Regions from separate parts of the Mus musculus genome. Here region 1 is linked to region 2. A link is a loop called in an ENCODE intact Hi-C map of the cell type or tissue named here. Cell type or tissue: heart. All regions are shown on one strand. Links, peaks and the distances in the headings refer to the core of each region. The heading gives the core; the rest is flanking DNA.

Evidence for each region. A loop is a pair of places that touch in the nucleus more often than their neighbours do. Peaks named below come from ENCODE experiments on the same cell type or tissue, not always from the same donor. Only the 100,000 strongest peaks of a DNase experiment are listed, where the experiment ranks them.
Region 1: a loop joins it to region 2, with 2.1 times the contacts of the local background. A loop is called at or near these places in 5 of 42 quality-filtered maps.

What each region holds. Positions count from the first base shown.
Region 1 is chr17:80,465,125-80,481,484 of GRCm38, forward strand. It overlaps Sos1 (SOS Ras/Rac guanine nucleotide exchange factor 1), which reads right to left and starts at 15,329. Exons shown (of 22, transcript NM_009231.2): 1 at 14,713-15,329. The coding sequence starts at 14,799. In heart, for the core only: no CTCF peak of the experiment used is centred there; no DNase peak of the experiment used is centred there.
Region 2 is chr17:80,366,006-80,382,623 of GRCm38, forward strand. It overlaps Arhgef33 (Rho guanine nucleotide exchange factor (GEF) 33), which reads left to right. Exons shown (of 18, transcript NM_001145452.1): 11 at 1,248-1,331; 12 at 2,180-2,263; 13 at 4,266-4,414; 14 at 5,266-5,430; 15 at 6,987-7,788; 16 at 15,333-15,472. It overlaps Gm10190 (predicted gene 10190), which reads right to left and starts at 7,537. Exons shown (of 1, transcript NR_028385.1): 1 at 5,852-7,537. In heart, for the core only: a CTCF peak has its summit at 7,466; DNase peaks (open chromatin) are centred at 7,036 and 7,586; H3K4me3 peaks cover 1,402 bases; H3K27ac peaks cover 1,377 bases; H3K27me3 peaks cover 234 bases.

The sequences.
Region 1 (16,360 bases), core at 4,216-12,215, 100 kb after region 2:
CTTGTGGATCAATACCGTGATCTCTCAGGTGCTGTTCCAGCTGCCTGCCACCATGCCTTCACTCCATCATCACTGACCTAAACCTCTGGAACCATAAGCTTTGGTCATGGCATCAGCAATGGAAACGTAACTAATACAGTATCTAAAAATAACTTCTTGAAATGTTTGTCAGGCAGTGATTCATACCTTTAATCCTACTAGCACTTGGGAAGCAGAGGTGGATCTCTATGAGTTCAAGGCCAGCCTGGTCTATACACAGTTCTAAGATAGCAGGGCTACATAGAGAAAACACTGTCTTAAAAAAAAAAAAAGAAAAAAAAAAAGAAATCAAATTCATGAAAAGATTTATATAAAAAACAATAAAGAATGATATTGTTAACATATAAATCAAAGAATTCAAGAAGAAATTTAAAATAAAGTTTTATATGAAATCATTCTGAAAATAAGAACAGCAATAACAGCTGAGCAAATTTGAACATACAAAATCAAATGACTGTCAAGTCAATGAACAGTACTGGGAACCAACCACAGAACACACTGTGTACATACAACAAGAAAATGGTCAGTGAAGCAACTGAAGTATAATCTACTTTAAAAGAGACAAAACTGGGAAGCTAACATATAAACAAACAAATTCAAAAACTAAAAATTGTTAAACATGAGACTGGTTATTCGTTCCTGTAATTCCCCCACTCAGTGGATGAAGGCAAGAGGCATGTGCTATATAATGTAGTTAGGGACAGCTTAAAGAGTCTGGAGAAATGGCTCAGCAATTAAAAGCACATACTGCTCTTGCAGAGGATCCAAGCTCAATTCCTAGCACCCACACGATGACGATGACTCTCAGTCAAGGTGATCTGGCATCCTCTTCTGACATCAGTGAACAACAGACATGTAGAAGGTGTATGAACATATGTGCAGGCAAGACACCCACACGTGTAAAGCAGTAATGATGATGATAATAATTTCTAAATGTTATTTCAGTTGAAAATGATAGCTCATGCGTGTAATCCCAACACTCAGGAAGCTAAGGCAGGAGGATTTTCAAGAGTTCCAGGCCACTCTGGACTACATAGAAAGTTCAAGGCCAGCCTGAGTTATATAATGAGACCTTGTTTCAAAAACAAAAAAATAAATGACTTTGTATTTCATTATTCTTTAAACAAACTCCTAAGTTGTAGTCACTGTTTGTGATAGACTTCAAACCTTTAAGAAATTAAGGGAGGGCTGAAGAGATGGCTCCTCAGTTAGGAGCTCTTATTTCCCTTCAAAAGGATCCAAGTTCAGTTCCCAGAACTGGAACTCTGCTTCCAGGAGACCTGGTGCCATCTTCTTGACTATGCAGGCAAAATACATAAAAAAGAAAACCAAAACAAAAAACCTTTTTTAAAAATTCAGAATACCAGCCTGATGTGGTAGCACATGTGTATAATCCAAAAATTTGGGAGGTAGAGGCTGAAGGATCAGATGTTCAGGGTAAACCCCGGCTACATTCTGTCTTAATAAACAAACTTCCAAAATCAGAGGCCTGTAGGATGCCTCAGCAAGCAAGGGTACCCGGCAGGTGGAGCTGGGGAACTCACATGACACTGAAGGAAAGTTGTATAATTTAAAGGATACAGCTACAAACCTGGCCTTTGTACTTATACATAAGGAAAAGGTAAACATTTTGCACTGACAGCCTAGAAATAAGCAAATTAGAATGTACTGTCTATGAATAGGAGTACTTAATTGGCAGTAAAGTTAATTAACTATTTAAAAACCTACAAGGTGGACTAGAGGTACAGTAATGTTTAGCTAGCACACACACATGGCCCTCAGTTTTATTCTCTGTCCCATACACCAAACATAATAAAATAAATAAATGCTTAGAAAAACTATGATAGACTAACTGAAATATAAACTAAATTCTATGCAGCTATTATATAAGACAGTGCTGCTGCTTCTTTTTTTTTTTTTTTTTTTTTTTTGGTTTTTCAAGACAGGGTTTCTCTGTGTAGCCCTGGCTGTCCTGGAACTCACTTTGTAGACCAGGCTGGCCTCGAACTCAGAAATCTGCCTGCCTCTGCCTCCCGAGTGCTGGGATTAAAGGCGTGCGCCACCACCGCCCAGCAAGACAGTGCTTCTGAGAAAGAATATTAATCCAATTAGAATTCACGGAATGTGCTTAATCCTCAACCTTTAACACTAATGAAGTCATTCCAATGAGTTTGGTCATAAGTTTTTAAAACGCAAATTCTGTTTTTAATTTCAATCTTAAGCGATGAGAAACCAAGACAAACTTCAGAATAAGGAGAAAAAAAATAAAAGGCTCATGGGGCTAGAGAGATGGCTCAGCTGTTCAGAGCACCGACTGCTCTTCCGAAGGTCCTGAGTTCAAATCCCAGCAACCACATGGTGGCTCACAACCATCTGTAATGGGATCTGATGCCCTCTTCTGGTGTGTCTGAAGACAGCTACGGTGTACTTACATATAATAAATAAATAAATCTTTGGGCCAGAGGGAGTGGGGCCAGAGCAAGCAGAGGTCCTGAGTTCGATTCCCAGCAACCACATGATGGCTCACAACCATCTGTACAACTACAGTGTACTCATATACATAAAATAAACAAATTTAAGAAAGGAAGGAAGGAAGGAAGGAAGGAAGGAAGGAAGGAAGAAAAGAAAGAAAGAAAGAAAGAAAGAAAGAAAGAAAGAAAGAAAGGTAGGTAAAGTTAATTCACACAAAGGCATGGATAGTGGTTTAATACAGTTTCTCTCTTTTAGTTTCATTTAAGTGAAATCAAACTATGCTTTTTAGTTAGAATTTAATTAGCCAATTGTCTGTCTTTAACTTTTATGGAAGCAATCAGTTCAAATTCTGAAAGAAAATCCATCCTTTCACTTTGATTGGGCTTTACCATATAATCACACTTAACTCCTGAAATGGCCAAGATCTGTTAAACACAGTGGGAAATCATACTCTCTTTAGATATAGACACTGTGTATGTTCAATAATACACACACACACATGTACACTAAATAAAGGTTCTATAACTTTATAAAATCTCTCTGATGGTAACAGGGAATTCTAAATTTTTGAAATGTAAGCAAATATTCAGCACTATATATATTATTTTATTGTAAATCTGCTCCTGAGGCTTTCATGAAAGGGGGTGAACAGAACAGAAAACAACATCTTACCCCTGACTCTTCTGTTTGAGACAGGGGCTCACTATTTGTAGACCAGGCTGGCCTTGATCTCAGAGATCCACCTACACCCACCTAGAGCTAGGATGATTCTCATTCACACACTGCTGGCTGCAAGCTTTCCCTAGGTCTAGAAAGTTAATCTGAAAAGTGATGATCAAAGCACCAGGAAGGCTTCACTCCAGCCTCAGACCACACCTCTCCAGCCTCAGACCACACCTCTCCAGCCTCAGACCACACCTCTCAAGCCTCAGACCACACCTCTCACATCAGCTCTCAGACCACACCTCTCCAGCCTCAGACCACACCTCTCCAGCCTCAGACCACACCTCTCACATCAGCTCTCAGACCACACCTCTCCAGCCTCAGACCACACCTCTCCAGCCTCAGACCACACCTCTCACATCAGCTCTCAGACCACACCTCTCACATCGGCTCTCAGACCACACCTCTCACATCAGCTTCTCTTTAAAGACGGGTCTCGCCCTAGCTGGGACTGGCCTTCAGCTCCAAATCCTACTGCAACTGGCTCTGAGTATTGTTTTTGCATGTGGGTGTGTATTACCACACCCAGCTACATTATTACTTTTTAGAGTCACACATGAGTTCAAGAAAAGCATTTGCATTTGACTTATTTTGTGTGCACACGTTGAGAGGCACATGCATATCCACAGGCAAACAGTTCAGTGGGAGGTACTGGACAGACGTGTAAGGACCCAGAACCCACGTAACGGTGAAACAACAAAAGTGACTTTACTAAGTCATCCTAGACATAAAGCTGTGGTCCTCCCCCGCCCCCCCCCCCGGTAATGCACACACAATAATAAGTAAATACAAATTAAATCTTAATTGTGAAGTAATACATTTGTAAAAGTACATTATGCCGGGCGGTGGTGGCTCACGCCTTTGATCCCAGCACTTGGGAGGCAGAGGCAGGCGGATTTCTGAGTTCAAGGCCAGCCTGGTCTACAAAGTGAGTTCCAGGACAGCCAGGGCTATACAGAGAAACTCTGTCTCAAAAGACCAAACAAACAAACAAACAAACAAAACCCAAAACCATAATTTAACTAAATAAAGACTTTGTTAAATCTTAGAAGACCAGGAGGCATATTTTTAAACACGCATACAAGACGGCCCTGACTTTCCCCTATTGTACAAATAAATGAGGACTCTATGCAGGGCACTTTTACACATGTGAGTAATTTAAGATATGATTCTAAGTCCACTTCTTTAATTTGAAAGATGACAGACATACTTACTCCCTACTCTATAAAATAGGGACAATACCTACATTAAAATGGTAACACAGGGCAGGGTGGCAGATGCCTGTAGCCCAGGACTACAAAGGTGGAGAAGGATCAAGAGTTCAAGGCCATCCTCCACTACTTATTCAATTTGAGGTCAATGTGGGCTATATGAGAGCTTGCCCAAGAAACAAACAAGTTATAAATTTCATAATGAATGCAAACTTGCTATTTAAGTGATAACTGTAAGCTACACATCAACTACACTGAGAACCAAGAATACAGAGAGACCTTGTCTGGAAAAAAATAAAAATGCTTTAAAAGAAATGTAGTGAGGGATCACTTATTTTGTGTAATTATTCCTATAAACCCATGTGTGAATTTCTACTGAAAGATCTCTGACTTCTCTGATAATGTCATTTTAAATTCTGTGGACACATATAAACTGTATCTGAGTGATACTCTGACCAGAAAAAGCAAAAGACAAAAAAGTTTTTCCAGATATTGAAACTTCTGACATTTTTGATAGCTTTAAAAAATTAATTTCATAGGTTTATTTATTTTCATAGACTTATTTATTTTATATCATGTCTATGAGTGCTCTGCTTGCATATGTCTGTGCATCACGTGCATGCTTGGTGTCTGTGGAGGTCAGACAGGGGCATCAGATCCCTGCAACTGGAGTTGAGTGATTGTGAGCTATCATTTGGATACTGAGAACCAAATCTGCGTCCTCTACAAGAGCAACAAATGCTCTTAACCACAGAGCCATCTCTAGCCCTTAACTACACTTTAAAAGGAAAAAGAAAGAAATTTTAAACTGACTGTGTTTTAAGACATAAGATTCAACAAATTTCAGAATAGATTTTTACCCACATTCCTTCTTTCCCTTTATTATCTGGTATGTGTTGTGTGTATGTATGTGCATACATACCCAGGAATGCACATGAAGGTCAGAGGACAACGTGCAGGAGTTGAACTTGAACTTAGATCACCAAGCTTGCTTCTCTGAGCTCTACAAAGTGTGGCAAACGCCTGCATGCACCCGTGCACTCAAGCACATATCATGAATGCATGCATGTATGCTCACACGTAACTGCATACCCACAAACACAAGCCCGTGTAATGCACACACACAGTGTACTTTTTAAAGAGAGTCTCAAAATCATTTTACAGTTTAAAAATCCCTATCTTAGAATAACATATGAGGGCCCAGGGAGATGACTGAACAAGAAAAGGTCCAATGCCAAGACAGACAACCTGTGTTCAAGTCCCTGAAAACTATTTGGTGACACTCTCCAAAACTGACATCAAAGCACACATACTATCATAAAGCATAAATAAGTATTATATAAAATAATGTTTCAAAATAATAACATCATAGTAATTAAGTGTCCATAATTCTAAAATTTTAAATCACTTTTCAGTGAAGCTAGAAGAATGAGTTCATGGCTAGTCTTAGCTATGCATCAGGACAATGCCTCAAAAACTGGGAAGAAAACATTTTCCCACTTTTATTACTTTCTCCCCTGGGTACCTCCAATCCCACTGGAAATTTAACAAGATTAATTTCATGAGGAACTTCACCGGCCATTGTTTCTGTCTACCTCAGTAAGCAGGGTCCAAGGCTGCACTTGGTTAGTTAAGGCAGTGATTATCTAGGCATCCCTGAGCTGTTTTCTTCAGAGTTACCGTCCTATCTGTGGTTTTGCTAACTACATATTTAACTGCACAAACCAGCCTCACACTAGGAAACAGTTTATTTGATCAGCGGAAGCAAATTACATACTATTAAATTCTAATGAAAATTAAGTTTTTATTTTTATTTACTCTAAGATACCTTTTTTTTTTGTAACATTTAAAGTGTTGAAGGGGCCAAATCACCTACTTTACACGGGGAAAACTGTATATGATTTATCCCAATCAGGCAATTCATAGCCAGAGAAGAGCCTGGTTGGCCACAACAATGGCCCTCTCAGATCTGGCTGGAGGCAGGATAACTGACTAAGGGCCCCAGCTGCTGCACTCTGAAATCCACCGCTGTGTTTGTGCAGGGGCCATGCCTGTAACCAGCCCCTCCTAGTCGATCACTGAGCATGGCAAGCAGACGAAGGCAGACTCCGTTTCTCAGAGATGCAGCATTCCTGTGACAGTCAACTTTCACTCAAAGACTCCCTACACCCTGGCAAATTTTCCTTAGCACTGTAAAATCAAAGATAAATTTTTTTGTTTTTGCTTTGCCTGTTGTTCTGTAAGGGCACCAGAGCCCATGGCACTGAAGTTACAAACAGTTGTGAGCTGCCATGTGGATGCCAGTGATCCTTCAGAATTTCTATCTGGCTGGACTAGGTGGCTCCCTTGGAAGGTAGAGCACAAGGATTATGAGCTCAAGGTCAGCCAGTGAATTTCAAGCTAAGTTGGGCTACAGAATTAGACCTCACAAAAACAAAGCAGACACGGTGACATAGGCCCATAATCCCAGAACTGGGGACATGAAGGTAGGAGGATCAGGAGTTCAAAGTCAGCCTCAGCCACACAGTAAGGCCGAGCCCAATGTGGGCTGCTTGACACCATGGATAGATGTGTGGATATTTAAAACTTTACTTGTCATAAAACACTACTACTAGAAAGTAAATCTGCAAATCAAAGACTAGAAGAAATGATGTGTACCCAGCACGGTAGTACACACTTAAGATGCAGACACTCAAGGAAGTTGAACCATTATGACCCTGAGTTACATGAGGCCTTAAATAAATAAATAAATAAATAAATAGATAGATAGATAGATAAATATCATAAAAATACCTTATCAAAAGGACAGTTATCCAGAATATGTAAGGCATCTTACAATTCAATACTAAAAAGAAAAAAATAATTCAATGTTTTATGGGAAAGAAGAGTTGAGCAGACACTGTCCAAAGGAATAAACAAGAATGACTAATAAGAACATAAAAGCAGAAGGTACCAACAAGGTGACTAGGGGGGCAGAATGTATCTGCTGCCGCTGCCAAACCTCATCACCTCAAATGGATCCTGAAGACCCATACAGTGAAAGGAGAGTATCAATGCCTGTAAGCTGTTCTCTGTCTGTCTGTCTGTCTGCCCCCTCTCATTCATTCTCTCTCTCTCTCTCTCTCTCTCTCACTCACACACACACACACACACACACACACACAGTGCAAAAAAGAATATAAAAAAGTGATCAATGTAATTATCTACCATGGGATACAAGACACAGTTAAAATAAGATAGCACTTCAAACCACTAAAGTTAAAGACTAGTAACATCACACACTGGCAAGGAGCCACCATCTATCACTGTGAGAGACTTTTAAATGGTTTGGCCATCTTGGGGAAAGGTCTAGCAGTTTCTCATAAACAGATCTCTATCCTGCAAGCAATGTCTCGGTACTAGTGTACAAGCAATAAAAGCTGTCTCTAAGCAGACTCCTGTAAGAACCATGGGGGCTGAGTGTGCACACCTGTAACCCAACATCCAGGAGACAAACACAGGAGCACCAGGAGGTCAAGGCAAGCCTGGTTACATGAGACACCATCTCAACAAGACCATTTGAGCCTGTGGCTCACCTGCCACCACGCCAGTTTGATTTGAGAGATCCACATGGCAGAAGGAAAGAACAGATTCCTGTAAGTTGTCTTCTGACCTCCACGTCTGTGCATGCATGTGCATACATGCACAAACACATAGATGCAATTTTTAAAGAACATTTATGGCAGCTTTAATAATAGCTCCGAATTGAAAGCATCAGCTATCCATCCACTAGATAAACTGTGACATAGTTCACATGGTGGGAAAAAAAGGACGGAATTCTTAAAGCATACTCTCAAATGCCTCACTAAAAATATACACTACAGCAGAAGATGGCCTAGTTGGCCATCACTGGGAAGAGAGGCCCCTTGGTCTTGCAAACTTTATATGCCCCAATACAGGGGAACACCAGGGCCAAGAAGTGGGAGTGGGTGGGTGGGGAGCAGAGTGGGGGGAGGGTATAGGGGACTTTCGGGATAGCATTTGAAATGTAAATGAAGAAAATATCTAATAAAAAATTGAAAAAAAGAAAACAATAAAAAAATATATATACACTACTTGATTCATTTACATGATATTCCAGAACAGACAAGAGTAACCGATGTGAGGTGCTGAAATGTTGCAGCAGTGGCGGCTACCTCTGGGAAGAGGGGCACGAAGGGAACCTCAAGAGCCATGGGAGTGGTCCATCCTTTAATAGAGGCTTTGACAGTAAACATTCATTAAGCACTCCAAGTAACGTCTGTATGTTCCACTGCATAGGAACTTCCTACTAAAACAAAAGGAACTGTTTTTAAAAAGCTATTGATTTCTAGTTACTGATGTGGGGTGAAGGATTTAGGAATAAAGTGTGCTTATACCTGCAACTACAAAATTCATCAGGATATCACATAAGTGCCAGGTGTGGTAGTGGACCCCTAAGTCCCAGCACTTGGAAGGCAGAGGTGGGCAAAGGACAGCCAGAGCTGGCTTAGAGTTACAGGTGGGTGGATGGGTGAATGAATGGATAGATACCCTGTCTTTAAAAAAAAAAATTAGATAAGCTGGACAGAGCAGCTCATACCTGTTAGCTCATCACTGGAGGGGGAGGGGCAGAGACAGGACCATTGCCACAAGTCTGAGACCAGCCTGGGCTTCACAGTGTTTTCAGGCTACACTGGGAGAGACTGTCTCAAAACACAACAACAGATTAACGGGAGGGAAAGTGGATAGGTGTGATAAAGCAAACACAGTGAGACAGTAGCAGATTCTAAGCTGATGGCTACATTGGTCTTCACTGAGAACAACTAGTCAACACTAAGCCGCATATATCTAAGTTGTATGATTTGACACCACCTAGCACTATAGCATACTCAAGATAAGTAGACATAGACGTCTCCTTTTGGTTTGCTGTTCTTTCGCTGTGTAGCTAAGAAAGACCTTCGCTCCTGGTCTTCTTGCGCTTCCTTCTCATCTGTGTGATTGCAGGCCTGTGTCAGCATAACCATCTAGACGTCTGTTTTTATAATAACCAATCATCTGTATCAGTTTGCATTTCCTACAGGTTTATGAGAGTGAAGCCTATAGAACATGCTGGTTTTAGTTTGGTTTGTTGGTTATTTAGCGGGTTGGCCACACTGCATGGGCATCAGTAACCTACATTCCCATGTATTCCACTATACGGCTGCACCACAGTTCATTCACTCATTTCCTTGTCGATTACGGATAGTATACATTTCGATTGCTGTGTGGAGCTGAATAGACCTGCCACGGTATTCATACATATGGTTCTTTTGTCAATAATGGGAACTAAACCCAGGATCTTATACACACTAGGTGTGTGCTCTAATCTACTACTGCCTGTACCATCAAACCTGACTCATACATAAGTTTTTCTATAGATACACTTCATCTACTCTACTTCATACTTCAAAATCTGCTGCATTGGGTATCAAAGCTGGGCTGCCAACTGGAGAACAAGGCCTAGACGATCCAAAAGGCCTTTAAGATCAACATGTTCCGCCGGGCATGATGGCGCACACCTTTAATCCTAGCACTTGGGAGGCAGAGGCAGGTGGACTTCTGAGTTCGAGGCCAGCCTGGTCTACAAAGTGAGTTCCAGGACAGCCAGGGCTACACAGAGAAACCCTGTATCGAAAAACCAAAAAAAAAAAAAAAAGATCAACATGTTCCAAATCATTTCATTATGTTACCTGTCTCTCCATCCCAAAGTTCAGTGACTAGCTGCAAGCAAACTTGACTTCCTTAACATTCCTACAGTCACATAGTGAAATGCTAGGTCCCAACGGGTCTGCCTTTTCAACACCACTCACACAGCATCCATCTTAATCCAAATGTGTATTTCCTCTTAGACAGCCTTCTTGCTTCTCTCCCTTACCTTAGGCCTTATTCTTCCTCTTCGTTGGCCAAAGTGAGGCTTCTAAACCTCAAGCCAGGTGTTACTCCCTACTTAAAACACCTCACTGGCCAGGTGTGCTAGCTAGCCCATACTTATAACCCTAGCACTAGGGTAGATGAGCCAGGACAGCTAAGCTACAAGTTCAAGATTAGTCTGAGCTGTAGAATGAGACTGTCTAAAAACAAAGAGCCCTCCCCAATGGAGAAGCTAGAGAAAGCACCCAAGGAGCTGAAGGGGTCTGCAACCCTATAGGAGGAACAACAATATGAACTAACCAGTACCCCTGGAGCTCGTGTCTCTAGCTGCATATGTAGCAGAAGATGGCCTATTCAGCCATCACTGGGAAGAGAGGCCCCTTGGTATTGCAAACTTTATATGCCCCAGTACAGGGGAAAGCCAGGGCCAAGAAGCGGGAGTGGGTGGGTAGGGGAGCAGGGCAGAGGGAGGGTATAGGGAACTTTCGGGATAGCATTTGAAATGAATATAAAGAAAATATCTAATAAAAAAAAAAAAAACAAAAAAAACAAAAACAAAATCCCTGGCTTAAAAACAAGTCCTCTCTCCAGACATATCCACTACCACCTTCCCTCGACTTAGTCTTCTTAATATATGTCATTTATCCTTAGTGCCAAAGGCCATACCTGTTCTGAAACAAGAATCAAGTATTTGTGGGATGTGATAGATGCAGTAGGAAAGACACTGTGGGGCCTAATAAATACATTCAGGAAAAGGAGCAGTGCTCTCCAGAAAGATCTAGGTAGGAAATCAAACAGGAAGGCCAAGGTAAAGCCGTCTTATAAATTCCATGCTTAAAAAACTTAACTTTAGGGCTGCTGAGATGGCTCAGCGGGTAAGAGCACTAACTGCTCTTCCAAAGGTCCTGAGTTCAATTCCCAGCAACCACATGGTGGCTCACAACCATCTGTAATGGGATCCGATGCCCTCTTCTGGTGTTTCCTAGATCAGCTACAGTGTACTTGTCATATACATAAAATAAATAAAAATCTTAAAAAAACAAACAAACAAACCCTAACTTTAACTTAAAGGACATCAACAATTTTGAACAAATGTATAACATGTTCGAAAGTACTTTATAACTTCTGAAATATGTAAAGGCAGGTGGGTTGGGGGTAAGGAACTCAACTGAGAGGTTACCACAGTAACCTCGGAAACTCCAAGCAGTTAGCAGAGCAGAGTCCAAGAGCATGTTAGAGGTTGATAAGCAGAAGGTTTGGCCTGAAGGCAGGCAGCAGTACGGAAAGGAGTCCTAGGCTTCAGTTTTGAGCCAATTAAATAAAAGTTTAAAGCCGTTAATCAAGAAGTTAAAAACTGGTGGTGGGGGTCAGTTTTGAGTATCCCCTTACAGAATTGGCAACATTTCCAAATAACTTTAACTACTGGCAAACTAAATGAAGCATACAAAGGGTAGAAATTCAAAACGCCAAACCAAAAGGAGGGAGATGTGAAGATTTACTAAGTTACAATGTTGCTTTAGAAGCTTTAAAAAAATGTAGCAAGATTTCTAAATAATTTACTTTAAAGTCTGACAAACTCAAGGTAACCTACAAAGACACTTGTTCATCGCCTTTAATCCCAGCACTTGGGAGGCAGAGGCAGGCAGATTTATGAGTTCGAGGCCAGCCTGGTCTACAAAGTGAACTCCAGGACAGCCAAGGCTATAAAGAGAAACCCTGTCTCGAAAAACCAAAACCAAAAGAACAAAAACAAACAAACAAACAAACAAACAAAACAACCAAAATGAGTGCTAACAGGTGTAAGGCCTAGCACCTGTGTACAACAAGTCCAATAGGGTAGCTAATGTGAATATGGACAAGTAAATTAGGACTTAAAATTCACTGTTGAGTTAGGATGGGCCACTAGGTTGAGAAAAATCTCTGGGGTTGAATAGTATTAGACCAGAGAAAATGCACAGGCTATCCAAAAAGCCTCAGGTATGAAAACACACAGTCGGGCACTACGCAAGTAGTTTAAAGTCTGAAGAGCTCAAGATAAGGAGACACCCACACAGAATGTCCAAGGACACAAAATGTCCAAGGACACATCTACACACATACCATAATTCAAGTTTTCAGCTACAAGAGCATATTCAGGCCGGGTGTGGTGGCGCACGCCTTTAATCCCAGCACTCGGGAGGCAGAGGCAGGTGGATTTCTGAGTTGGAGGCCAGCCTGGTGTACAAAGTGAGTTCCAGGACAGCCAGAGCTATACAGAGAAACCCTGTCTCGGGAAAAAAAAAAAAAAACAAAAGAGCATATTCAGAATATGAGAAATATATCCAACCTTGTCTTGGGTGTCTTAAGAGCATTGCAGGTGGAAATGTAAATGAGGGAAAGAACCTCACACATTAGGGAGACTCTGTAAACTCCCTCTTCATATCACTTCTACAGGGAGGTCTCTGCTTCAAATGGAAAACCAACCAACCATGAAGCGATAGAACACAAGCAACACTGATGAACTGGAGACAAAACCCTTTCCAAAGAAAGCAGTCACTCAAAACTCTAGCAGTTGATGGTGAAAATGTATGGCCAGTCCATCTATAATTCAAAACAAACAAACCTCAGAGTTTATGTGATAGTTCTCATTTTAAGAAACTGGTGACTGCCGGGAGGTTGGTGGCGCACGCCTTTAATCCCAGCACTTGGGAGGCAGAGGCAGGCGTATTTCAGAGTTCGAGGCCAGCCTGGCCTACAGAGTGAGTTCCAGGACAGCCAGGGCTATGCAGAGAAACCCTGTCTCGAAAAAAAGAAACTGGTGACTAATTACATACATTGAAAAACAAAACAAAATCCACAATGCCAGCCACACAAAATAGATTTCAGCAAGGACCACCCAAGTGGCAAGTTAGAGTAGTCTGCCAACTTCTACAATGCTCTGTCTACCATTCTAAAGGAGCCTCGAGTGTTATTTTGGAGGTTTCCTTAGAATAGGAGCTATTGCTTTTAAGCCATATACCTCAAACTGGTTCTATGAGAGCTTTTGTACATATAAATCAATTTTTTGTCTTCATCCTGTCCTGTCAAAATACCAAACTTCTAGCATCATGAGGCATTCTTCTCCAATTCTCCAAGCTAAGCAGGCAATTGTGCAGGTAAAGCCAATGTAGAAATGGACTGAAGTCTCATGGAGTCATTAAGGATGCACAACAAGGTGGTCTCTTTGATTTTCTTAGAAAACATACAGAGGTTTGTAAGTAGGGAGACACTTGAGGATAAAGCGCAGGAACCTAAGTCTGAAAGATAAAAGCAAAGTCTTCCAACAAAGCCAACAGTTTCCACATAACATACCAAGAGGGGAAGGGGAGAACAGGGCAGACGAGAAACTGAAAGGTACTGGCCTCTGGGAGTATGAAATACCTTTCAAGACTTTCTGGTAAAATAGAAAGGCTCTGCATAATGGCACAGTAAACGCCAGGTACTCAGTAGTAACAAAACTGCATTTTAGCAAAGATAGCACGAAAATCATCTGAGCAACAAGAAATGGGAGATTAAATTGTAAAACAATTTCTACAGGTAAGGCAAATGAAAACAAAAACCAATCTGGTTGTTTTAAAATCCATTCAAGCACACCTGTTTCAGATGTCTTAGTACAGTATTTACTATGTCACTAAGTGTTGCTGTAGAAGCTGTTAAAATGTAGCAACATTCACGAATAACTTTAACCACTGGCAAACAAAAATCCAAAATGCCTAACCAAAGGACAGACAGTTGCTTTAGAAGCTTTTAAAATGTAGCAACATTTCCAAATAAAAAGATGCAAAACACCAAACCAAATGACGTTCAAAGATTCTCAGACACTTCAAAAGAACCAATCTGAATACAGTGGCATGTGCATCACCGCTGTAATGGGGGAGGGGGTCAAGAAAACGGGGAGTTATGACTGAGGACGAGCACAGCCGAGCAGGCCATGTTCTTGCTGGCAGGCAACCTCGCAATTACTTAGGCAAGCACTGTGGCCAAGGCACTTTCGAGCCAGTGAGAGTACCGGACTCCTAAAACGAGAGGTTGACCGCAGTTCGGAAGATCGAGAAGGTAGGCAATGGCCTTCGTTGACCTCCACGGAAAACCGAGGCTCCTCCAACCCCCGCCTCCGCGCTTGGATGATCCAGACCAACCCTCCCCGACTGTGTGCGGCCTTCCCACGCACCCCGGGCGAGTGTCAACAGCTGGAGCAGCGGACGCGGGGAACCTCGCAGCCCGAGCAGACCTCCCCGAGATCCGAGACCGGGAAGAAAGACGACAGTGGCGCCCCGCCTCCCCACCCTCGCCCAGCCCCGCGCGGACTGCGGCCGGGAAGCGGGTTCCGCGCCCCTACCTTTTTCAGCGCAGGCACCAGCAGCCCCCGCCACTTGGGCGCGTTCTCCTCGCTGAAAAACTCGTAAGGCAGCTGCTGCGCCTGCATGGTGCCCGCGGGGCGCCTCGGGGCGGGCGGAGGGGCGGCGGCTCGCGGCGCGGAGAAGGGCCACAGCCCGTGCACGGCCCGGCCCCCTCGGGGCGCCGCGCGGCCCGGCTAGCGCTGGCGAGGAGTCTGGGGGGCGAGGCCCGCGGCCGGACACCCACCCGACACGCGCGCCGCTCGCCGAGAGCCAACGCAACCCGGCGGCGGCGGCGGCGGCATCCCGCACCACCGCCCCGGGGCAGGCCCCCCGCTCCGCCCCGGGCCGCCCTCCGCCGGGGCTGCGCTCCCCGGCACGGCCTGGCCCGCCGAGAGACGGCGCGTGGATGGACGCTCCGGCCGGTGGCGCCCGCTCGCCAGCGGGGAACTCAAGCGAGAGGCCCAGAACGGGACGAAGCGGGAGCAGGGGTCGGTGGGGAACGGGGAGGGCCCGAGGTCGCTGCCGGGGAATCCGGCCGCTTGGCCGTCGCCGCCGCTGCTGCTACCGCTGCCGCTGCCGCCGCCGGTGTAGCGCCGGAGCTTCCTACTAGCAAACTGAACCTGCTCGCAACTGAGCATGCGCCGCTGGCCCGGGCCGGTTCGCTCCGGGTTTTCCGGCTGCCCGCGGATGAGGAGGGGTGCGCGCCAGAGGCTGGGGAGGGCACTCGCAGAGGCGGGGCTGAAGGACCCTGAAGGCGAACCCGCGACCCGAGAACCTGGGTGTGGGGGCCTGCGAGCAGGCGAAGCGCCCCTTTTGTGTGGTCCCACAGCCCGGGAGCCCATCCAGCTCTAGGAGATCCTAGGCCCTGTGTTTCAGAAAAGGGGTGTGTGTACTTTGTTCCCAGCACGAAGATAAGGAGTGCCCCGAGCATGCACTGTATACTAAACAGATTGCACAAAAGATAGATCCCTCTCACAAAAACAAAACAAAACAAAACAAAAAAAAAAAAAAAACAAAAGGCCCGACTGCTCAGTGTTTGTCTAGTGGGAGGAGAGATTGCCTGTTTCCATCTGCCTTTCCATGCCATGAGGACGTAACGCATACGTGTAGTATTTATTGATCATGTGTCTATTCAAACCCACAAGCTTTTATTTATGGATTTAGTCCATCCTGCTTGGGATCTTTCATAGCTTCAACTGGATAATTAGCTTCTGGAAGGGAGGGATTTCCCCCCAGCCCTCACCTCGCCTTGGTACAGGACCCAGGATAGAGATATGAAAATCACAGAATGCTATAAAAGCAGTATCTATGAATTGTCCGTCCATCCTAAGGATGGACTTGCTTCCTGTAGTGGCACTGTGCAACGCTGTGGCACATGTGCTCTATCATTGAACGCTTTCTTAGTAAAACGTCTTAGTTTTCAGTTTTCATTTCATAGATGAGAAGACAGTTGGAAGAACCATGCTGTTTTGTAGTACAATAAACAAGATCTCACAGATGAAAAATGTTTGAAACCACCATCTTTTAGACTACCTCTTAGGATCTGAATGAAATCTACAAGCCTTTCCTTTTATAATACATGTACAGATTTGCATCTTAAAAAAAAAGAAGTCCCCCTCATTTTGAACGTGTTCAGTAATAGTTTGA
Region 2 (16,618 bases), core at 2,898-10,897:
TGGCACATATGATACACGGAGTTGAGTGTGAAACAGTTTGGACTGACTGGAACTGGCTGAAGCAGGCTATGTTTGTTTAGATGCAAAAGATAGCTACTCAGATATTTCCAGTTATTATTTAGGGAAGACAGGCTGGAATAAGTGCCATTTAGAATTTTGTGTAAAGGTTCTTATTTTTAAACATTGTGTGAGGCAATTAGAGCTATTCAATTTTTGCCTGCATCTTTATCAACAGCCTGGTTCCAGAGTAAGTTCCATAACAGCCAAGGATACACAGAGAAACTCTGTCTCAAAAAACAATAATAATAATAATAATAATAATAATAATAATAATAATAATAAATGTATTTTTATCATTTAACAATTTAGAAATACTTTAACTTGCATGACTCTCAGTACTTTTTAAAAAAATATTTATTTATTTATTTGTTTGTTTGTTTGTTTGTTATATGTAAGTACACTGTAGCTGTCTTCAGACACTCCAGAAGAGGGCATCAGATCCCTCATCTTAAAACCAAAACTATTTTTTAATTAATTAATTTATTTTATGTGAGTACACTGTAGCTGTCTTCAGACACACCAGAAGAGGGTGTCAGATCTCCCACCATGTGGTTGCTGGGAATTGAACTCAGGACCTCTGGAAGAGCGTCAGTGCTCTTAACTGCTGAGCCAGCTCTCCAGTCCCCACTATTTTTATAGATATAGTCTCATGGATCACTGGCTGTCCTTGAACTTGCGATTACTTGAAGATTACCTTGAACTCCTGGTTCTCTTGATCTTCCTCTCAAGTGCTAAGATTATATATGTGACTTATCATGTACATCTAAATTTGGAAGAAACAACAAAGGAAAAAACTCTTTAAAAGATGAATAAGGGTCTGGAGAGATGGTACAACGACTAGGAGCACTTGCTCTTGCAGAGATTGGAGTTTGCTGATAACCAGCATGGTGGCTCACACCATGCGTAACTCCAGTTACAGGATATCTGATACCTTTTGACCTTTGAGGACACCAGACACTTACATGGGCCACATGTGTGCATTTAGACACTCAACACACATAAAATAAAAATAAGTCTTTATTTAAAAAAAAGATGAATAAATCATCTAAAAGCAAATAAAGAGCATAGTTAATAAACTGTCAAATTATTCTCTGAATTCTTCTCCATTTTTATGTTCATGGCACTGTAAAAAAATGTCGTCATTCCCGTTTCCAGGTTCTCACCATGCATTTTTGTTTGTTTTAAAGAATAATTTCTTGGATTATTATGTCGCCTACCTGAGGGATTTACCCGAATGCATCTCATTGGTTCATGTTGTGGTACTGAAGGAGGTAAGTTAACTCTATGCATATGCTGACCTTGGCTTATACACCATCTATGTCATGTTGCTGATCCATCCACCAGGACAGCATGCGCCCTGTGGGCTTGTCTTCCAGGCTGAGGAGCCTTGAGTATGTTCCTGATGCCCTCTGCTAGGCTGAAGGAGTTCATTCAGGGATCCGTGCCATTGCTGTGGTCTGCAGTGCTTTAATGATCCACTACACTAAACTACAGACAAAGCCAACAGGAGTCCCAGAGTTCTCCAGCATGCAGCTTAGGTGCTGTATGTGTTGTTTTCAGGCTCAGAATCCAAATCATCCTTTGTCGAGCTAGAAGACTGCAAAGTGCCTCTATCCTGTCCCATTTCAGCATGGCCACTTCAACAGAGTGTTAGGTGGTTGATATGCACGTCTACATGTGCATGGCGTAAATTTAAGCCAGCAAGAAAATAAAGGTCAGATGTCCCCACCCTGGAAGGGCTCTCGTTCACTCTCAGAGCCAATTAGTAGATGACTTGCTAGAAAACCTTAATGCATTAATTTAATTCAAGTACAGCTTGCTGGTTGCCTACTTCTGTCTAGCATTCCATGTAGAAGGGTTGGGGAAGAAGGGAGAGTTTTGAAACTTGGATCAATTATGTATGTATGTATGTATGTACGTATGCATGTATATAATGTTCTCTACTGGGAAACTGTTGTCCCTTTGAGTGTGTCCCTGAGCATGTGGCCTCTCCAGTGAGAGATCCAAACCTCGTGAACCTGTCTGGTGGGCATTTGCTCTCTGGCGGGCGGAATCTCTGATGTTCTATCTGCAGAGCTGACGGGACTTTGAAGAGTGACTGCTTGTTTCTCTTATGCAGGGTGATGAAGAGATTAAGTCGGATATCTACACTCTGTTTTTCCACATAGTACAGCGTATCCCCGAATATCTGATACATCTGCAGGTGAGCCTGATTGGACAAGCCAACAGTCTACACACTGAACTAGTTTTTTTGGCTCCCAATAATATATATTGTAAAAGTGCAAGGACTCATTGATAATTTCTAAGAAGTATTCACATGACTTAGGTTGTCATGGTTACAGCACGCCCACCACACTATGGAGAACCAGCTAAAAAGTCTATTCTTGAAATTTTTGTTTTATGGTACTTGTCTTTGACGTTCCATCTTCCATCCAACTTACCAGCAATCTCCACTTTTGGGGGTCTAGAATCTTTTATAAACACTCTTGATAGCATCTAAGTACCTAATTCACTCTCCTGCTCTTCAGTTCTACCACCATCTGAATGTCACCTCTGGCCGCTTAATTTCTGTTTACGTGCCCACTCAACTACTATCCTGATGGCTTCAGCTTGGCTTGGGTCCAGGGTTCCCTCATACAGTGCTCATACTTTATGTCTCAGTAGAGCCACGAGGAGCAGATGAACAAATTCTCAATGTAACTTTCTATGGAACGTGTAGACCTGTTAGAAGACGTGGAAGTGAGAGTCTAACGCCTTCTTTCTGGAGGTGTCTCTTCCTCCTGCTACCCAGCTGTGCAGGTTTAAGGGTTGACTGAGCTTAAGTAGCTCGGTGACGAGTCTTAGAAAGGCTGTGATGAACGTCAGCTAGAACAGGCCAGAGTCAGTGTGGAGCTCTCCCCCTGGATAGAGCTTCAGCTCCCAAAATATTTTCTCACAGCAGCTATCTTATGGGTCCTTTCAGCAGTTTCACAGGTGTTATGGTTGCTCCTTGTCATAAGGACACAGAAGACCAAAGAGGTCTCAGTACTGTGTTCACAACAGCACACCTAGTAGGCAAAAACCCTGGTCTGAAGGCCAGGCTTTGCAGACACCAGGCCTGCTACTATCTCGTTCACATTCAATTCTTCTGTCATTTACTAGACCTAAAGGAGATCACTGAGCTCCATGTCTCAGTGTCCTTCCTTATTATATAGAGGTCACTTCTATACCCATCTGGGTTGTGATAAAAACTAAATAAGATAATGAATATAAAAGAGCTTAGCTCCTGTTAATGGCAAGGGGTCAACAGATAAATAATACAGTTTTCACAATCAAAATCAAATTAATATTCCACTGTAGCCTGTAAGATCGTTTATTCCCTTGTGTACTACTATAATGACATGCCTGAGGCTGGGTTGTTTTTTTAAGGGAAGAGGTTTATTTTGGATCACAGTTTTGAAGGCCCCAAAGCATGGTGCTAGCATTGGTTTCTGGTGACCCTCCTCATGGTAAATGCGGTAATAGCAAAGATAATAGTGACTGGTCACACCATATGAAAAAGAAGTAACGGGGCGGTGCCCAGGCTTACTTTCCTGTGACTATTTTTTTTCCTCATCAGAGCCCACTCTATTAAACCAGTATTAATTCCTTCATGAGGATGGTCAGCCCCCAATCACGTTTCACTAGATCCCACCTCTTAAAGGTCCCGTATCTTTAAAAAATCATTGCACTGTAGATTAAGCTTCCATAACCTTTGGGAGATAGACAACATCTAAACCATAGCATCAGCTGATATGGTAGGAGAGGCCACCATCTACCCCACCCATCCCACAGGCTTACTCATGCCTGTCATTCTTACCACTGGTCTGACTCCTGTAAGTGTTGCTTATAGATAGATAATAATTGTTAGAATATATCTGTTATCTCAGACAATGTTGCTTATAGATAGATAATAATTGTTAGAATATGTCTGTTATCTCATACATCTAATTATTGGGTCTAACTTTTCAAGATGGAATTACATTCCGTCACATGCAAGTAAACTAGGACCGAATGACTTCTTTTGATGTGATGGCTGAGCTTCCAGCTGATTGGCTAGATAGTGGAGCATGTGTTGTTTAGATGGAAGGGCTACAGAACTCACAGTAGCTTAAAGCGGGGTTCAGAAGAGGTAAAGCAACTACAGTCTAGTCGTGTAACCCTGCTTCCTTCTTCCTTCCATCCAGAATGTTCTGAAGTTCACAGAGCAGGAGCACCCAGACTATTACCTCCTACTTGTGTGTGTTCAGCGCCTCCGAGTGTTTATCTCTCATTATACCCTGCTGTTTCAATGCAATGAAGATTTGCTTATTCAGAAACGGAAAAAACTCAAAAAGTAAGGTTGTGACGGTGCCATACCTGACAGAGGTGCCTGAGAAGAGGGCACAGGCCATCACTTGTGTTGAGTGCTGGAGTGGAGTGAAGGGAGTTGGAAGGAAAGGGTGGGGATGGGAAGGCAAGGCTAGCCACAGGAGGGACACACCTATGGCCCAGTGGAAATAACTTTACAAGAAAAGCACTTGGACTCCATTGTCCCCTCTTAAGTTGTTTCCTTCACTTCCTAGGTCCAAGATTGCAATGTAATGGTCTGAATATAGTTTCCTGCATTAATGTAACAAACATTTATTGAACACCTGTTGACTGTTAGGTACTGTTCTACCCAGTGAATATACAATGACATAGCCATAAACCTGTCACATGGGACTTAGCTTTAGGGCTGCACAGTGGAGAGTAAGTTAGATGTTAATGAGTGGCAAAGATAAAAGTGTTGGGGTGGATACGCCTGAGTAGATTTCACAGAATATAGAAAAAGAGAGTAGGCGCCATCTGGACCTTGGGGAATAGAAGCAACCTACAGCACAGCTTCCTAATGACCTAGGTTTCCTTAAACATCCCAGCCTATCTGGAGAATATTGTCATTTCTCTAGAGGTTTCCAACTAGAAAGACAGCTATCTCCTAACCCAGTGCTCTCCTGACGGTGTCTCCCAGGCCCACCCTGGATCCTCAATCTCTTTTCAGCCAACTGCCAGCTATTATGTAAGCAATCTGGCTTATAGAGGGCTGGGGACAGCGAGCCCTTCACAGAAAGCTTGATCTGAGAGACAAATCTATTTTTCTTGCATAATCTCTGTATTCACAGAGCCAGTCTTGCACTGTACAACCTGAGACTATTTCGATTCTCTTAGGTCATCTATGGCAAAGCTGTACAAAGGGCTGGCTTCCCAGTGTGCCAATGCTGGCCAAGATGCTTCCCCCAATGCAGGCCAGGAGGCTGTCCACGACAGTGGGGTCCACTCAGAAGAAATGCTCCAACCCTATCCTTCCTCTTCCAGTTCCGCCCCTGCTGTCTCGTGAGTATCTGTTGCTATGGAAACATTAACAGTATTGGCCTTGTAGATGATTTGTATAGGTGAGCAAGCGGTCCTGGATTAGAAATGTGCTCTGCAGACCTCCACCTTCTCCCTTGCCCCATTGTTTCCATATTAACAGCCAAGCAGTTGATCATCAAGACGTTTGACGGATCCCAGAGAAAGACGAGGCAGATTTAGAAAGTGCTAACAGGTGGCTTCTGGGCAGTGGTGCATCCCTTTAATCTCCACACTTGGGAGGCAGAGGTAGGCAGATCTCTGAGTTCAAGGCCAGCCTGGACTACAGAGTGAGTCCCAAGGCAGCCAGAGCTACATAATAGAGTCCTTGTCTCAATTTAAAAAAAAAAGTATTAAGAGGTGGAAAGTAGAAATTCACTTTGAGTATTACTTCAACTCTTTAATTAGTGTGAAGTGTTTATTCTCCTTCAAGTACAACAGGTCGAGGGGGAAAGATGTGCATCACACCCGGGCCAAACTTTGGCTGTTTCTACACTCTTCCAGAGTAAAGAGCACTGATGTAAAGTCACTTTACTTTCTTCACATCTGTAAACTTAAAGCCCTAAGTCCCACTCGAAGATGTCTTGCAATGCCTTAAAATATTGTTAGTATTCACATGTGCATCCATATATAATCCTGACGGAATTAAAATATAAATAAGAATAACCACTTTGGTCAGTGTGCAGTAGCTCATTGATATCTAGTAGGTAAGCAAAAACAAAAATCCTAAGTGATGGGTATTCTTCACTTTTTAAACTGTGTAAAAATTATGTGCTCCCAGACAACAAAACTGCAAAACTGGGCAAATTCAAATAGGTTTTACAACACATTGTTTTGTGGGTCGTTTGAGATGACAGTCAAACTGCTTTACAGCTACAAAACTTTAAAAACCTTTGTTATAGAAATATAAATTTTACACATGAGTTTATCCACTATATCAGCATCCAGAGTTCAACAGTTTATTCAGGAACACAATTGTTTACGTGTGAAGATCTAGGAGTTATATTAAGTTCATTTTCTGGTATTCTATATGACTCTGTCACAGTAAGACAGGGAGATAAATTGAAAAGACATGCCTTGGGAGGCAGAGGTGGTGGCAGGAAGGTTCAGAGCTTCCACCAGGCCCCAGCAATAGTGACAGCCTTTGTCTGCCCGCCATGTGATGTCTCAGTGACTGAGCTTGGAAGCTGAGACTTTCCTGGCTGCTGCTTTTTTTTTTTTTTGTAGTATGTATGTATGTATGTATCTATCGATCTATAAGTACACTGGAAAGAGGGCATCGGATCTCATTACGGATGGTTGTGAGCCACCATGTGGCTGCTGGGATTTGAACTCAGGACCTCTAGAAGAGCAGTCAGTGCTCTTAACCGCTGAGCTATCTCTCCAGTCACTTGAGAAAGCCCTCTAGTCAGTTTGTGGAGCTTTTTAGGTGACCCACGAAGGTGCCTGGGAGATGAGGAGAGAAGCTGGCCTTTGGCCGATTGGTCGACGAGTGCTCAGCACTATTTGATAGTCTCTCTTGTGCCGTTTCCCCTTTAAAGACATCTGATGGCCCCGGCAAAGAAAGGCCAGCAGCAGCAGAGCCTCATGGAGAGCATGCAGCCCGGGAAGCCTGGAGACTGGGAGCTGGAGGGCAGGAAGCACGAGCGGCCCGAGAGCCTGCTGGCGCCGGCTCAGTTCTGCGCGGCCGAGCAGGACGTGAAGGCGCTCGCCGGGCCTCTGCAGGCCATCCCGGAGATGGACTTCGAGCCGTCTTCCGCCGAGCCGCTAGGCAACGTGGAGCGCTCGCTGCGCGGTCCGCCCGAGCTCCTGCCCGACGCGCGCGGCTTCGTGCCCGCCGGCTACGAGGAGTTCGAGTACGGCGGCGAGATCTTCGCGCTGCCCGCGCCCTACGACGAGGAGCCCTTCCAGGCGCCGGCGCTCTTCGACAACTGCTCGCCTGCCTCCTCCGAGTCCAGCCTGGACATCTGCTTCCTGCGGCCCGTCAGCTTCGCCATGGAGGCCGAGAGGCCGGAGCACGCGCTGCAGCCGCTGCCCAAGAGCGCCACGTCGCCGGCGAGCAGCAGCGGCGCCTACAAGCTGGAGGCCGCGCAGGCGCAGGCGCACGGCAAGGCCAAGCCTCTGAGCCGCTCGCTCAAGGAGTTCCCGCGCACGCCGCCCGCCGAGGGCGTGGCCCCGCGCCTCTACAGCACGCGAAGCAGCAGCGGCGGCCGCGCGCCGCTCAAGGTCGAGCGCGCTCCCGCCCCGCACGGCCCCGCCGCCGCCGCTGCCGCCTCCCGCGGGGCGCCGCGGACCTTCTTCCCCCAACAGAGGTCCCAAAGCGAAAAACAGACCTATTTGGAAGTAAGGAGGGTAAAGTAAAACCCAGCCGTCGCCCGCCTCGGCGCCCCGGGCCTAGATCTCAGGGCCAGCCCCGGTTCCCTCGGCGGGGAGGGGGCGGGCAGAGGCGGAGCCAGCACACGCGTGGTTACAGGCTGTGGCCCTGGTGGCCTTCGAAGGCGAGTGGGCAGGGTGGCTACCACGCCGAGAACACGAAGGCAGAGAGGGCGAGCTGGGACCCAGACGCACACAAAGAGCATGAATCAAGGAGTGAACGAATTGTACCTTCCTACGGGCTGCAGGCCTGCCCGGTGCACTTCCTGGCTTAAATGTACAAGACCGGAGCGAGCACCGGTGTGCCAGCCACTCCCAGTATCTAGGGAGGACGCAGGTTGCCCTGTCCCAGTGTAGACTTCGAAGTTTGTTGCAAAGCGAATTCATTTTCCCTTGCTTTCTTAGGAAAGGCTGCCTTGATTCAAACACGCCTTTAGCTTCAGTGAATGTTGAAGCATTTTGGTATCTGACGTTGGTGTCTTCAAGCCTTGGGATATTTAAATGTATGTTCCAATACTAACCATGAAGAGGCAGGTTCATGGGCAGACACACAAGTTTTCAATGTGACAGAAACAAGTGACTAAGCATATTGACAAGATAGCACTCAGCTATCCCACCACCCTTTCGTGCCACTCATCATCAAGAGAGTGGGTTAGATTGACGGTTACAGACACATTTAATTTCCAGCAAACACAGTGTTTGCGTACCAGGCCCTCTGTGCTGTTTGCCAGAGCTTCAGAAGTCAACAGTGCAGAATGTCCCACAAGACTTAGCACACAGAATTACGCCGTTCTGGGGGCCTACAGGATGGATAGCTCAAACCCTCTTGGGTTGATGAGGCTACAGAATGCCCTCTAAGTACACCGAATATCTCAATTAGATTTTAAAAAGTGTGTAGAAGCTATTGGGGGCAGGGTGAAAAGCAAGGTATGGAAGCTTTAAAGAAAGGACACTTGGGCATAGCACAACTGGGAATGCTTTTTCTTTAGCCTGATGAAAGGTGGAAAGAAGGGAGTGGATCATGGCAAGCCTGGAGTTTACTGCCCACCTGAGTTCTAGGAGTTAAACCAGCAGAGGGAACGAACACCCAGTATTGTGGTCTAGTGAAGCCGCTGACAGTCTTCAGGATTGAGATTTTTTTTTTTTTTTTTGACTCTGGTTTCTTATCTCCAAACTGTAAAAATTCTATCGGGCAAAATTTCTGAGACAAATCCATCTTAGATAATCTTGAAAGTTCATTAAGAGGGAAGTAGAAGGGAATTAAAAATGCCTGTTCACCGGGGATAGGCAGAGGCATACACCAAAATCTTTCAAGTAGTGTACTCAGCTATAAAGAATGCTTTTTATTTTACATGTTCATAAAATATGTGAGTTTTTTGCCCTAGCTCATGTGAAATTTTTGAGAATTGTAACAATTACCAGGAGAAAAACACAGAAATAACAAATATTGTATCTGAGAAGCAAACAATAAATATATTTGTGGCTATTTGCTGGACATACCTCTAATCAATAACAATATTCCAGCACTCCCTAACATGGGAAGACACAGGTCAGATGAAGAAGAGACTCCAAGGAAGAATCATGCAGAGTTTAGGGGAGAAGGAGCTGTGTGTAGCACATACGTGTTTGTGCATGTGTGTGTAGCACATACATGTTTGTGCGTGTGTATGTAACACAAGCATGTTTGAGTGCATCTGTGTTTAAGGTGGGGATATGGTTGGAGCTTCAGCTGCAAACGATAAGTCTGTAAAACTGTATCCTGAGCAAAGCCATCTACCTCCTTCAAATCCACTCTACACGCCCCACCTGTGGCCAGAAAAGCCTCATGAAGCCAGTTTTTAGTGTCTTTATTGAGAGTCAAGAGAGAAGAGAGTATGTTTTCCTGCAAGGGGCATCTGATTGGGCATCTGATTGGGCTCCTTTCTAGCCCAGGCTCTGCTGTCAAACAGCTCCTGCTTTTAGAGGATTTGAATGGCATCTCTGTGCTTGCAGTTTTCTTATCTATGCAGATAAGATACTTAGGGGGCTAGGGAGATGGCTCAGTGTTGAAGAGCACTGGTCCAGAGGACCCAGGTTCAATTCCTAGCACCCACATGGAAGCTCCCAACTTTCTATAACTTCAGTTCCAGGGAATCTGACATGCCTTTTAGGTCTCCTCCAGCATTAGACGTGCATGTGGCACCAAACACGCATGGCAGAAATGCGCATAACAAGTTTATATAAAAAATAAGACAGAGGTGCTAACCAGAAGACCTGACTTTGTGTCCCACCAAGGACAGGAGAGAGCCAACTCCTCAAAGATTGTCTCTGACTTCCTCAAAGCCTGAATTCATTATACACATTCCGTCAAAAACCAGTAAAATTGGGGCTAGTGATGGCTCACAGATGAAGGCACTTGCCACCCTGCTTGAGAAAATGCCATTTGACCCCCCCCCCCCCAGAACGTACATGTGGAAGGAGAACTGAATCTTGCAAGTTGTCCTCTGATCTCCACATGTGCCCTGGCATGTGTGAACCCATCCCTTCATCCCAAATAATGCATTTGTGATAAAACTTTTAGAAAGTATAGATCATATCTACCTCACAGGGTTATGAATATCCAGCCAAGTAAGATAGTTTGAGAGCATATTTTTTAAAGTATGAAGTGCTATACTGATGAACGATACCAAGACCAAGTTCACAGACAGATTTTCCTTAAACCATTCATGGTTTTCCTGAATGAAGGATTTGGTGTTGAGTTAAAGATCACTTTAATGGAGGTCCAGAGTTGATAGGAGGCAAAATCAAGCCCAAGCATTCTCCGAAGCCCTCTCCAAAATTCTGAGTCTGGGATGTCCTGTCTCCAGCAGGTGTTCTGGCCAGCAGAATAGCTTTGCCTTACTTCCTTTAGAGACCTCCCATAATGTGGTCCTGGAGGCAGTAGTGGATGCATGAATCTAATATTTTATAATTTTATAAACCCAGAATCTGTACCACTGAATCAGAAACAGCTGTTTAGGAGCCATAGGCATTTGATAGAGACAGGAAGTGGATTGGGCAGAAGCCAGTCTGAAGCTCCTGGCTTTCGTATCTAAGTATGCATAACAATTATGTATACACCAGAGACGCCTGCTCTAGAGACTCGAGAATGGGGCTTAAGAGTCCATAGGTAAAAGCAAGTGTAGAGGGTCCTAGGGTGCCAGGAGTGTACTTGGAGAAACACTACACTAAACCACTAGGATGCTGGTCTCCATGGTTTAGTTAGGAATCTTAGTGGCATCTCACAGACTTTCTAGGTTGGCTGCTACAACCCCAGGTAGAAGTCTCAAAGTCAGATCTAGATGTTTCCTAGAAAACCTGTCTACCCATGCTTTGCTCCTCACAAGGACTCAGCCACCCAGCTGGACTGGCAGGGCACTGGTGATGTATTTTCCATCTTGACTTAGGCTGTCTTAGTAGGGTTTTACTGTTGTGAACAGACACCATGACCAAGGCAACTCTTATAAGGACAACATTTAATTAGAGCTGGCTTACAGGTTCAGAGGTTCAGTCCATTATCAGCAAGGCAGGAACATGGCAGCATCCAGGCAGGCATGGTGCAGTACATCTTCATCTGAAGGCTGCTAGCAGAACACTGGCTTCCAGGCAGCTAAGATGAGGGTCTTATACTACACCCACAGTGACACACCTACTCCAACAGGTCCACACCTTCTAATAGTGCCACTCCCTGGGCTGAGCATATACAAATCTTCACATTCCACTCCCTGGCCCCCATAGGATTGTTCAAATGTATGAGTCCATGGGGGCCATACCTAAAAATTGCATAATGCAAAATACATTTAGTCCAACTTCCAAAGTCCCCAAAACTATAGCAGTCTCAACAATATTAAAAGTCCAAAGTCTCTTCTGACATTCATCCAATCACTTAACTGTAATCCCCAAAGCAAGACAGGAAACCAGATGGGCAAACTTCAAATTCTGCATCTCCATGTGTGATTTCAAGGCAGTCTTCAGATCTCCAACTCCTTTTTCATCTTTGTTGACTACAACAAACTTCTTTCTCCTGGGCTGGTTCCACTCCCCGTTAGCAGCTTTCCTCAGCAGATAGGCTCTGGCACCTTGAACATCTTAGGGCCTCCAAGGCAACTTCAATGTTAGAGCTGTTTGTTTCACATGATCTTCTGGGCTCCTCCAAAGGGATGGTATCACTTTTCCAGCTCTGCCCTCTGTAGCACTCTAAGCTCAGGTTGATCCACTCCACTGCCACTGCTGTTCTTGGTGATCATCCCATGGTACTGGCATCTCCAATACACTGGAGTGTTACACTCCTACTAGGCTTTACCAATAGCCTCTCATAGGCTCTCTTCATGGTGCCAAAAGCCTCAACTCCTTTGCATGACCCCTTCAGTCCTGGGCCATCAACTAAAACCGAAGCTGCACCTTCACCAATGGCTGTCCATGGCCTCTACGGTGCCAAGCCTCAACTTCTCTTCATGACCCCTTCATGCCTTCAAAACCAGTACCACCTGGGTGACTCTTACATATTAACAAGTACAGCTGTTGCATGAGGTACAAACTTGGCTATCTCTGGAACACAGCTTCTTTGTGCTCTCAGAAAACACTTCCCACAAGATTTCACCTTAGTGATGTTGGTCTCTTCTTAATCAACACTAATTTCTTAGCTCCAGCTAACCAGCATCAATTGTCCCAGTAGTCCCTTCTATTTTGGACTCTAAAGCCAGAGCCACATGGCCAAAGCTGCCAAGTTCTGCTGCTTGCTGGAGCTGGAACATGGCCCTGTGTTGTATTACATTATCACCAGCTTTCTGTTTCCAACTCCTTCACTGCCTAAGTTTGGCTGACCTGGAACTTGCTCTGTAGCTGACTCTAAACTCAGAGATTTATGTGCATGTCTCCTAAGCACTGGGATTAAAGGTGTGGTCTACCAAGCCTAGATTTAACTTTTTCTTCACCTAGAACTTTCTCTGTTCTAGGCTGGCCTTGAACTCAGAGATTTGCTTGTCTTTTCCTCCTGGGATTAAAGGCGTGTACTACCATGCCTGGACCTAAATTTAGCTGAGCGGGATCTTGCCCAGATTACCACTCCCTTAATTCAATTTAATATCCTCGAACACAGACAGGATTCAGATCCTTAATACTATATATTATATATTTTTCTTTTCTAAGTGTGCTATGCTTGTTCAAAATACTCTTCATGACAAAGTCTCTGCTGGGCTTTTTTGAAATTTTCTTTGTCAGTGTAATTTTACCTTAGCCTCAGGTAGATTCTTCAGATAAGGACAAAAAGCACATTCTTCACCTGTATACCACAAAAATAGTCTGTACATCACGTTCTGAAATTCTTCTCCTCTGAAACCTCTTGGGCCAGGTCTGCACAGTTCAAATCACTCACAGCAACAAAGTCTTCCATATTCCTACTAGGATGGCCCATTTAAGCCCCATTTAAAGCATTGCAGTGCTTTCCGAATCCAAAATCCCCAAATTCACATTCTTCCAAACAAAAGCCTGGTCAGGCCTATCATAGCAATACCCCATTCCTGGTACCAACTTCTGTCTTAGTTAGGGTTTTACTGCTGTGAACAGACACCATGACCAAGGCAACTCTTTTTTTTAAAGATTTATTTATTATTATTATATCTAAGTACACCGTAGCTGTCTTCAGATGCACCAGAAGAGGGCATCAGATCTCATTACAGGTGGATGTGAGCCACCATGTGGTTGCTGGGATTTGAACTCAGGACCTTCGGAAGAGCAGTCGGTTCTCTTAACCACTGAGCCATCTCTCCAGCCCCAAGGCAACTCTTATAAGGACAACATTTAATTAGAACTGGCTTACAGGTTCAGAGGTTCAGTCCATTATCATCAAGGCAGGAGCATGGCAGCATCCAGGCAGGCATGGTGCAGGAGGAGCTGAGAGTTCTGCATCTTCACCTGAAGGCTGCTTGCAGAATACTGGCTTCCAGGCAGCTAGGGTGAGGATCTTAAAGCCCACACTCACAGTGACACACCTACTCCAACAGGTCCACACCTTCTAACAGTGCCACTCCCTAGGCTGAGCATATACAAATTATAATATTGGGCTACTCAAAATTAAGCAGTTGTTTTTAGAATCACAGTCACCTCAACATAAATATTCTGTTCATGTAGGATATAAATTTTTGTACATACCTAACACATCCGTATATGTGCACATGATAATACATCTCACATTTGAAAATAAACAAGTGTACAAAAAGGTATCTTTATTTTTAATTGTACTTTAAATAGAGATTGAACTATATAAGTAGCTTGAAAGCAAATTCATAATTTAGATACATGAGTTGGTATTTCTCAACAGTTCTGACCTCTAACCCCATAAAATACAGAATTACTAATACAACTTTAAAATTATGGTTACATAGTTGCACATCCTGATTGATCTCTGTTTCCCTCAAAAGTGAAACAACAACAATAACAAAACCCCTTCATATTAAGTTTTCTTATTTTGTAGGAAGAGGAACATATCCACCAATGCCAGGAGTCAAGGGTAGGTTTATTCAGCAAGACACAGTTGATATCAGAGCAAAGTTCATTTTCTATATTTATGGGAGCTATAGAGGTGGCTCAGTGGTTAAGAGCACTAGCTGCTCAGGAGGCAGAGGCAGTCGGATTTCTGAGTTCAAGGCCAGCCTGGTCTACAGAGTGAGTTCCAGGACAGCCAGGGCTACACAGAGAAACCCTGTCTCGAAAAACCAAAAAAAAAAAAAAAAAAGCACTAGCTGCTCTTCCAAAGGACCAGGGATCAATTCTTAGTATCTACATGGTGGCTCACAGCTATCTGTGACTCCATTTCTGGGAGATCCAGTGGTACATAGACATAGAAACAGGTGAAATACCCATACACATTTAAAAAGGGAGAAAAGAAAGGAAAAGAAAAGAAAAAAAAAGAAAAGAAGAACATTCATTTTATTCTGTGTGCCATGGCAAGCATGTTAAGGTCAGAAAATGTACTGGTTAATCCTTTATCAGCTTAATAGAAACTAGAGTTATCTGGGAAGAAAAACTTAAACTGAGGACATGGCTGCATTTGGTGGCTGTAGCCAGGCCTGGAGGGGCATTTTCCTGATTGCTAATGGATAGAGGAGGACCCAGTCCCAGGACCAGGGTGTGTGTGGGGGGAGCAGAGGGTGCTGTCCCCGCAGGTGATGTAGGTCAATCTAGGCAAACCTAGAGGAGCAGAGCGGAGCGTCTCTCCATGGTTCTGCCCTGAGTTCCAGCCCTGCCTCCCCTCAGGGCTTGACTGTGACCTGGAAGTGCAACTTTTCCCAAGTGGCTTTTGGGCCACGGCCTTTATTTGTCACAGCAATAGAAAGCAAAGGAGAACAGAGGGCAGCTTGTGGGGCCAGCTCTCTCCTGTCACAGGTAGTCTTGGGAGTAGGAGAGGCAGGTGGCAAAGCTGAAGGACCATCCCACAGCCAGGGCAGATTTTTATGGAAAAGAGTAAAAAAACACTCCTTTTTTTTGTGTGTTTTCAGGAGATGCACCTAGAGGATGCCACTCGATTCTGTCCAAAGGAAGAAAGAGAGAGTGAACAGACTTCTTTCAGCGATCAAAATCCCAGGCAAGACCAGAAAGGGGGCTTTCGCAGCTCATTCCGCAAGCTCTTTAAAAAGAAGTGAGTAGCCCTTAGATAAAACAGTGTTGTAACTCATTTCCCTCTGACAGAAACTTGAGGTTTTAACAGTCGTGATTACTAAGTAGCCCGTCATACACAACTGTTTTAAATCTAGTGTTTGTATTCAATTTCTGAACAGAAGCAAACTCAGCTCCCCTGCCACTTCTTAAAATCCTTCCTCCTCATTTTTAATGATGCTTTGAGAGGAGTGAACAGAGGGCCTACCCTGGCAAATGGGTTGAGAGGGGCATGATCCTCCCTGGGTGGGCATCTTCCACCTGTGGCAAGTGTTCTGCAGACACTGAGGCCCTTCTGCCCTCGTGGGCCTCATTATCCATGTTCTTAGAGATGGGTGTTGATAACTCTGTAAGGCTTTCCAGGATGAATGGGTTTTGCCCAGGTCCTATTGAAGACTTTCAGAGTGTCCATTTAGATAGGAAACAAAAGACGTTCCTTCCTTATTCTTTCTAAGTCTTACTGTTGCATGAAGCATTATTACTGCAGACATTTTGGCTAGTGTCATGTTGCAGATTGGGAGGTAGGGCCAGGCCCCAGTAAGGGAGATGTGACCCCCAAGTGATGCAGCAGTCCAACCTTTGCCTGCCTAGGTGGCTGCTGTCTCCACTATCACTGGTCCTCCCCTCAGGGAGATCTGCTCGCTATTTACTTCCTCTTAGTAGACATCATTTTAAGTCAGTTTTAAACCTCAAGTTTACTTTTTAAATATTACAAAAACTAAATGAAGGTGTTACTGTTGCCTTTTGGAAACTTACTGGGAAATCACTTTCTCCTTGAAGGTAGAGTTACTGGTTGATTTAGATACTGGTCTTGATAGAGGAAGTGAGGGAAAGCCTACAGCTGGCTTTCTTTCTTTCTTTCTTTCTTTCTTTTTTTTAATGATTTGTCTAATTCTCCTGCAGTGGGAGGGTGATGTTGAGATTAGTGGGTATCTGATTGTTGGTCCTTGCCTGTTGTTACTAGAAGGAGGAGGAAGAGGAAAGAAGAGCATCGTTTCTACAGTTAACCACAGCCCTACAGTCTCCTTCCATGCAGTTAACCACAGCCCTACAGTCTCCTTCCAGTTTGGCTAGGCAGCCTAATGCATGCATGACTGTTGCTGGACCCTCAAGCCACGTTATGTAGGGG